Linked DNA regions of Homo sapiens: all the other regions are linked to region 3. Evidence: chromatin loops called from intact Hi-C (ENCODE). Cell type or tissue: PC-9. All regions are shown on one strand.

Evidence for each region. Hi-C counts contacts between places; a loop is a spot of excess contacts. Peaks named below come from ENCODE experiments on the same cell type or tissue, not always from the same donor. Only the 100,000 strongest peaks of a DNase experiment are listed, where the experiment ranks them.
Region 1: a loop joins it to region 3, with 11 times the contacts of the local background. A loop is called at or near these places in 4 of 110 quality-filtered maps.
Region 2: it touches region 3 in a loop (9-fold over the local background); 16 of 110 quality-filtered maps call a loop at or near these places.

Annotation. Positions count from the first base shown.
Region 1 is chr6:36,850,215-36,852,714 of GRCh38, reverse strand. No RefSeq gene overlaps it. Among named protein-coding and RNA genes, the nearest start is that of CPNE5, 12 kb to the right of the region's middle. In PC-9, CTCF peaks have their summits at 1,204 and 1,405 (motif pointing right); a DNase peak (open chromatin) is centred at 1,394; H3K27ac peaks cover 358 bases.
Region 2 is chr6:36,913,253-36,915,752 of GRCh38, reverse strand. C6orf89 (chromosome 6 open reading frame 89) reads right to left here. Exons shown (of 9, transcript NM_001286635.2): 5 at 1,318-1,469; 6 at 1,060-1,199. Among named protein-coding and RNA genes, the nearest start is that of C6orf89, 29 kb to the right of the region's middle. In PC-9, CTCF peaks have their summits at 1,084 and 1,285 (motif pointing right); a DNase peak (open chromatin) is centred at 1,322; H3K27ac peaks cover 1,124 bases.
Region 3 is chr6:37,017,539-37,020,038 of GRCh38, reverse strand. The region is part of intron 9 of FGD2 (FYVE, RhoGEF and PH domain containing 2); the gene reads right to left. Among named protein-coding and RNA genes, the nearest start is that of FGD2, 13 kb to the right of the region's middle. In PC-9, CTCF peaks have their summits at 1,332 and 1,532; DNase peaks (open chromatin) are centred at 748, 1,218 and 1,698; H3K27ac peaks cover 1,205 bases.

The DNA of each region.
Region 1 (2,500 bases), 170 kb after region 3:
CTTTAACATAAGCTGCTGGCTTTGGCTACTGGGATTGAGCTTTATGAAAGTGTTCTGTTCCCACAGCAGTACAACATGGACTTCAGACCCTGGTATGTGGCACTGAGATACCTTGTGTGGACACCAGGGTGGGTGAGATTGGGTGATCAGTAGACATCACAGAAAATGCAGGGAAAAGAGCATCAACAAAGATGACATTGGGGGAAAGAGCTCTGGAACCTGACTGTCGGGGTTCAGATCCCAGCTCCACCACTTAGCAGCAGCATGAACTTAAGTTTCTTAATTTCTCTGTGCTTTAGTTTCTTCCACTATAAAATGAGAATAATGGGCCAAACTTCAAGGGCTATTGTGAAGATTAAATGAGCTAGAACAGGTATTTAGAACAGGAACTGGCATTTAGAAAACACCCCCAAAATGCTAGTTGTTGTTACTACCAGTGGCCCTTGAAGCCACCACACACCTGTCCTACCTCTTCATCTCGACATATACACAGCCTGACCTGTCTCAGCCTCTCACCTCACAGCTTCTCCCTCCCACTGGGCTAACCTCTGAGAACAAGGACCTTGTCTTACTCCCCTCTGTAAGTCTTCCCAGCACCTTGTGTAGTAATTTGAGGTTATTGCTGAATGTATCAAATAAAATGTTCTCCATCAGAAAAAGATTGAGATCCTCTTGTAGAAATTGCTGTACCCCAACTCTCCAAACCCAGGCTTCAGCTGGTATGGCAGCCAAGCCTTTCCACTGAGCTCTCTGGAAGTCCTCAGCCTGATGTATTTTTGGATTGTGTCTCCAGAATATGTCAAAATAGCTTTCCCCACACAAACACGATTGCTGCCCCCAGATCCTCAAGCCAGTCAGAGCCATCACTGGGGCCCCTTTTGGCACCATATTCTTGCAACATGTGGAGGAGGAAGCATTGAAAAGCACGTTAAAGCGGTGGAGTTTACCGCTTACAAAGAAGCACTTTGTGGTCTCAGAGTCCTGTTGCCTAAAGAGTGAGTTACTACTTTTTAGGTAAATACCAAGATAGGGGATCTTCCAGCAACACTCTTACAGATGAGAGAGAAGCAAAGTGGGAAGAAAACATGTTAGGGTCTCACTCTAAGGTTGGCTTGGCCTGATTTGGGAATTGGGTTCCCGATTGTTTTTCCAAATGGATAACTCAAGATCCTTAATTGCATCTGAAACCACAGATGGCCAGTTGTGGGCAAGGTTTATGGACTGAGGGATGTGAGGCCTTTTTGTGACCTTTGATGAATCACTTTACTTCTGGAACTTGGAGCGCTCATTCATTAAGGGAAGATTTGAACTAGCCCCCAGTTTGGGAATCTAGGTCATTCTGAGAAGATTCCTCCAGCTGCCAAGTTTCCATTTAGCATGCTATTTTGGAAATTTGCCACTAGAGGCCGCTGTGAATACAGTTTAGCCTTGCAGCTTTTTCAAAGGCAGAAGCCTGCAGAAACCTTTCATGAGTTACTAAGACTTGCCTGCTATTTCTTGGTTGTGGAAAGCCAGCAACTGCTCAGATTGTGAGAGGGTAGAGTTGAGATGTCCACCTGGCACAGAATGAGCCTGTAAACGTGCTCCGTTGACACGGGCTGGCCGGCCTTCTTTTTTGTCTACGGGACTAGATGGAGGAGCCCTCCGTGCATGGTAAGGTTGGCTGAGTCCTGTGACCAGGTCCTGGTTCTGTAGCGTACCTTCTAAAGGGCTAGTTCCCTCTTGGCTGTTTAATATTCTGCTTTACAGTTGAATTCATTCATTCAACAAGTAATTTTGGAGCTCCTCTTATACATCCACCACCAGCAAATATTTTAAAAGAATCAGAGAAAGTCAACGAAAAGGAACCTTAGAGGAAAGCAAAAAGTTATTGTCCCTTCTGTGTTTCATGGTCTGTGGATGCTCCTCGTACGTATTTTTCTCTTAATCCCCCAAACCAGCCTCTGAAGTTGGTATTATTATGCCCATTCCTGGATGAGCAAACTGAAGACCAAAGGCAAGTAGCACAAAGCCTTGTACAGACTGAATGGATGGAATAAAGGGCCGGACCTTGCATGGCTAATAAAAGGCAGGGCTGGGGCTTGAATATGGGGAATTTGGATCCCAAGTTCTGCTCTTTTCCTATGATCTCCACCTTTGACATACAGAGGAGAAAGATGAGGTGCAGGAAAGGAATAATCTGGTGGCAGGGCAGAGGTTAGAACCTGAATCTCCTGCCTTACTGGCTGGGGTTGTTCAACTGACTTCTCCATCCTAGCGTGTCCCCAGGCCAAACTGACTGGCTGGCCCTAGCCTCAGCTGTCTCTACGCTCCTTCCAATCAGAGCCTGAACCAGGCCTGTGGAGGCGCAGCAGGAGGAAGGGCACACAAATGACCCTCATCAGGATGTTTATTGGATCATAACTGTATTATCCTCACCACTCAGCTAATCTCATAGAAATCGCTTTCCTCTCCGTGAGGATCTGGCCACAGCTCCATTAAGAGCTGCTGCCCTGCATAC
Region 2 (2,500 bases), 100 kb after region 3:
CCATTTTTCTTTCTTTCTTTCCCCCTCCCCCAACCTTTTTTTTTTTTGAAACAGGGTCTCACTTTGTCGCCCAGGCTGGAGTGCAGTGGTATGATCATGGCTTACTGCAGCTTCAACCTCCCAGGCTCAAGCCATCCTCCCACCTCAGCCTCCCAAGTAGCTTGGATATTTTTTGTAGAGATGGGGTCTCCCTATGTTGCCTGGGCTGGTCTCCAACTCCCGGGCCCAAGTGATCAACCCGCCTCAGACTCCCAAAGTGTTGGGATTATAGGCATGAGCCACCACGCCTAGCTACTGATCCCCACTTGTCTGATCTGAAGAATGACAACAATCATTCCTACTTTCCAGAGTTATTATCAGTGTCCCCAGTGAGACACAGACACTAAGCACCAAGCCACACTGCCTGGCAGAAACAAGTGCCAAAAAATGCAATTCTCCTTCTATTATTTGCACTCTCTCTTCAGCCCCCTGCATGAGGCCCCATTCTACATAAAATGCTAAATGCATACTTCGAAATAAATTATGACTCTATTAGACAAACTTGCTGTCCCCCCCATGGTGGCACCCCTCCTTCTGACACACCTCTTCATCCATCCCTTTTATCTCTCATCACTGGTTTATCAGTGGGATCCCAGCATTGGATTTGTAAAGTGTTGGGCCTGTGGTAGTGGCTCAGTGATAGCTATTACTGTTTTGCAGGTATTTCTGGTCTGCCCCTTTCCTACTCGCACGCTAAGTGCCCCCATAGCCCCCCCATTTTTTTGAGACACAGTCTCACTCTGTCACCCAAGCTGGAGGGCAATGGCGCGATCTCAGCTCATGGCAACCTCCACCTCCCAGGTTCAAGTGATTCTCATGCCTCAGCCTCCAGAGTAGCTGGGATTACAGGCATGCACCACCATACCTGGCTAATTTTTGTATTTTTAGTAGAGATGGGGTTTTGCCATGTTGGCCAGGCTGGTCTGCAACTCCTAGGCTCAAGTGATCTGCCTGCCTCGGCCTCCCAAAGTGCTGGGATCACAGGCATGAGCCACTGTGCCCGGCCCTTTTCACACTCACCATGGATAAGGAAATGGGAACCACCGCTCAGGAAAGCAGCGCCACCACTTGGCGAAAAACCCTTCAGAGAAGCCTTCTGTCGCCTCAGGGTACTGGCACAAAAAATGCTGAATCTCTTCCTCCAACAGGGGCTTTCCCGTCTTGGCAAGGCAGGAAACAAAACAAAACAACACAGAGTTACTTGTCAGAAATTTCCTAGAGCTTGACCTAGCCTTTAAGCAAGCAGCCAATCAGCGGGAGACTCAGGCTTCTGCTCACCTTGATCACCAGTGGATGGAGCCTCTCAAATTTCCTTGGGGCGTCTTCCAGGAGCATCACCTTCAGGTGTTTCTGGGCACAGCCAGTGCAGTTGGCAGGAATGGGCTCTGACTCATTCTGCTCACAGTCGTTTGTCCACCAGGGGTCAAAGTCTGAGAGAGGAAGGGATATGGAGAAAACAGATACTGAAAGAGCATAGCTGGTACATCCAGTAGCTCCAACAATGAAACAAGAAAGGAAAGACATCATAATGACTTTTATTTATTTATTTATTTTGAGACAGAGTCTCACTCTGTCGCCCAGGCTGGAGTGCAGTGGTGCCGTCCAGCTCACTGTAACCCCTGCCTCCTGGGTTCAAGGGATTCTCCTGCTACAGCCTTCCGAGGAGCTGGAACTACAGGCGCATGCCACCACACATGGCTAATTTTTGTATTTTTAGTTGAAACGGGGTCTTGCCATGTTGCCCAGGCTGGTCTTGAATTCCTGGGCTCACATGATCTGCCCACCTTGGCCTCCCAAAATGCTGGGATTACAGGCGCAAGCCACCGCATCCAGCCCATAATAATTTTTAAAAACAAACAATGATAAGCACTGGAGACCGCTGAAAAGGTAAGGTATATATGAAGCAGCCTCTGAGGAGGGAGTAGAGGACAGGAGCAGGAAGGAGAGGTACTCTTCTCTGTATACCTTTTTACACTTTGTGGAAAATATCTTTTAACCTGTCATGCATTTCCTAAATCAAATCAACAAATAAAGCATAACAGCTAGGAAAAACATTCAGCAATGTGGAGCTAAAGATGTAGTTCCCCCAACATTTTCTAACCTATGACCCATATGGCTGAAACGTCTACAGCACAGGGGGGCTGGTGTGGATAGAAGGGTGACCCCTATTATCGCTGTGCCCTAATGCACTTCTCACACATGCTGGATGTGTGCATAGACCCTTGCTTCACAAGTACACATGGGAGCCAGGACTCCGGGAAGGAAGAGTGAGAAAAGGACACAGAAGAGGAAAGGGATGGAGAGGGTAGACAGGACTTTTCTGGAGCCATCTTTGGAATAAAGTGAATTGCATCTGTCCATAAGACAGCCCTCTATCCCAGCTCAGGAGGGGGTGGGGCCGCCAGCCATAGTTTCCAGCCCCACATGCTGGTCAGAAATGGAAGACCCCCAACCCAGACCC
Region 3 (2,500 bases):
TCTTCTAAAAGTACAAAAATTAGCTGGACATGGTGGCGCATGCCTGTCATCCCAACTACTCGGGAGGCTGAGGCACAATAATCTCTTGAACCTAGGAGGTGGAGGTTGCAGTGAGCTGAGATTGTGCCATTGCACTCCAGCCTGGGTGACAGAGGGAGACTCTGTCTCAAAAAAAAAAAAAAAGAAAAGAAAAGAAAAGAAGAAGAAAATAATCTTCACAGCAATCTTGGGAAGCAGATACTATCATCCTCATTTAGGAGATGAGGAAATGGATGCTCAGAGAGGGCAAGAGAGCTGCCTGAGGTCACACAGCACCTAAGGGGCAAAAGAAGGATTCCACCCCAGGTTTTCAGCCCCCAAGGGTGAGATGGAAGAACATCTATTTCCATCCTACCCCCAGAGTCCTGTAAGCACACTTCCTTCAGACGGTGTGGAGAGAGATTTGCAAAGAGAACCTAAGACACAGGCTGAGAGCACAAGAGCTTCTGTGTGGGGCAACTTTGTTGCCATTAAATTCCTCAAACACTTGAGCTCCTCTGCTGCCTCCCATGTGGTGGCCAGGCCTTTGCACACTTCCAGGGCAGCTCACCATAACCCAGACAGCACTGAGTACAAGCACATCTTTCCTCAGGTTAGGCCTAGTCTGCAGCCTCACTCCCCAGTCTTTGCCTTAGAAGGGGCTGATGTGATTTGGATTCGATGCCCTTGGCAATGAGGAGGCGGTCATGTGGAAAGAGGTATTTGGGAAAGAGCCAAATACCTCTTTGTGTGCAAGGGATGACAGGCTGGATGTGGGCCAAATGGGACAAACCTGTAGCCCAAAGGCCAGTTAGGAAGCAACATCATAAATGGTCCTGGCCTGCCCAGGTGCACTGGAGAGACAGAAGAGGTTTCTAACTGGGTCAGGGAGAGGGGAAAGGGAAAAGAAGGGAGAAATCCAAGGTTTGCAGTCCAGAAGCAGGAAGAAATATCATGCTTTTGACAGAAAAAAGGGAACTGGGGGCTCCTGACCTGAGGGTCCAGGCTGCCCCTGGGATGTTCATACAGAGGCTTCCAGCTCCCCAGCAGGTTTCAAGAGGAGTTTCCAGAACTGTGCTGAGCTGAGCCTCAACCACTTTCCCCAGGGCTAGGTCAATTCAGTCCCCTGCTAGTCCATACAGTACGTTTGTAGTAATTAGAAAAGGACAGCCTTCCTCAAAACACTTTACTGACATCTGTTGGCAAACTGGCATAATACCTAGATATTGTTGGAACAAGACATTTGACTGCCATCTGCCGGACAATTCTCACTATAAATATACCATCTATGATATATCATAGTCTGCTAATCTGCAGTTGGCTGCAGAAGACATCCTCTTAGATGAGGTATCCTTGTGCAGTGTACAACCTGCACAACTGTACGTGGAGCCCCTAGGTATGTGTGTCCACACCCCTTCCTTCTTCCCAGGCTGGCCCTGTGGGGGATGGCAAAATACTAAGACCAAGTCAGACCTTGGAGAGAATCAGCTGCTGTGAACTAGGCCTCCCTGACACCTAGGAAGGAGGAGGCCAGGGAGTCATAGGCCAATAGGAACCATCATGATGGTCAAAGGCAAGATTTGCCTCCAAATCACAGACTCAGAAAATGGTTCCTGCACAGAAGTAGGGTGAGTGGACAGCTCTGCACTTGCCAAGCCCATGCCGTCCAGGAGAGGGTGCTGTGCGGCTGCTGGAGTATCAGACATGTTAGCCGAGACTAGCAGACTCCAGAGACCCGGCACACACAGGGCTGGTGAGCTCTCAACACACACCCAAAGCATCTGATGCTCTCAGGCTCGGCTCTCTCTGTTTTCTCTCTATGACTCTGTTTTGGTTTCTATATTTCTTAGCCTTCCTATCTGTCGATCTCTATTTTTCTATGCCTGGGTCTCTGACAGTCCTTTGGCAGGGCCACCCGTCTCCATTTCTCTGTCTGTAGCTCTCTATAAACCTGCCTTTCTCAGCCTCACTCACCAAGGACTCCAGACATACAAGCCTGCACACGCCCTGGTCTATGTGACATTCTGGCCCCTTCAGGATGGAAAGCTAGATGCCAGGGCCGGGGCTGCACTCCTAAAAGACTTCAGTCAGCTCAGGTGTCGGGGTGAGCTGTGAACCCATGTTCCCTCATCAGCTTTCATCATTCCCAGGCTGCACCCCACCCCCAGGCCCTGGATTGCTCCAGATGCCAGGCAACCCCAGTCAGGAGCAGGGGTGGGGCTCTTTTGCTGGGGTCTCTGGAGGCCCCAGGGGCTCTAGAGGGTAGAGCATTCTGGTTCAACTCCTGCCTGCAGCTCCCTTCTGGGGCTGAAGGGGGTAGGGGTGATGCTGAATAGGAGAGTGACAAGATGGGCCAGACCAGACCTCTGCTTCTTCCAGTCCCAGCCCTCAGGACACACCAGGACTCAGGAGCCAGCAGAGAGGGGTGGTCAGGAAGCTTCTCTGGCTGTGTCCTCCACGATGCCAGAAATTCCACCATAGT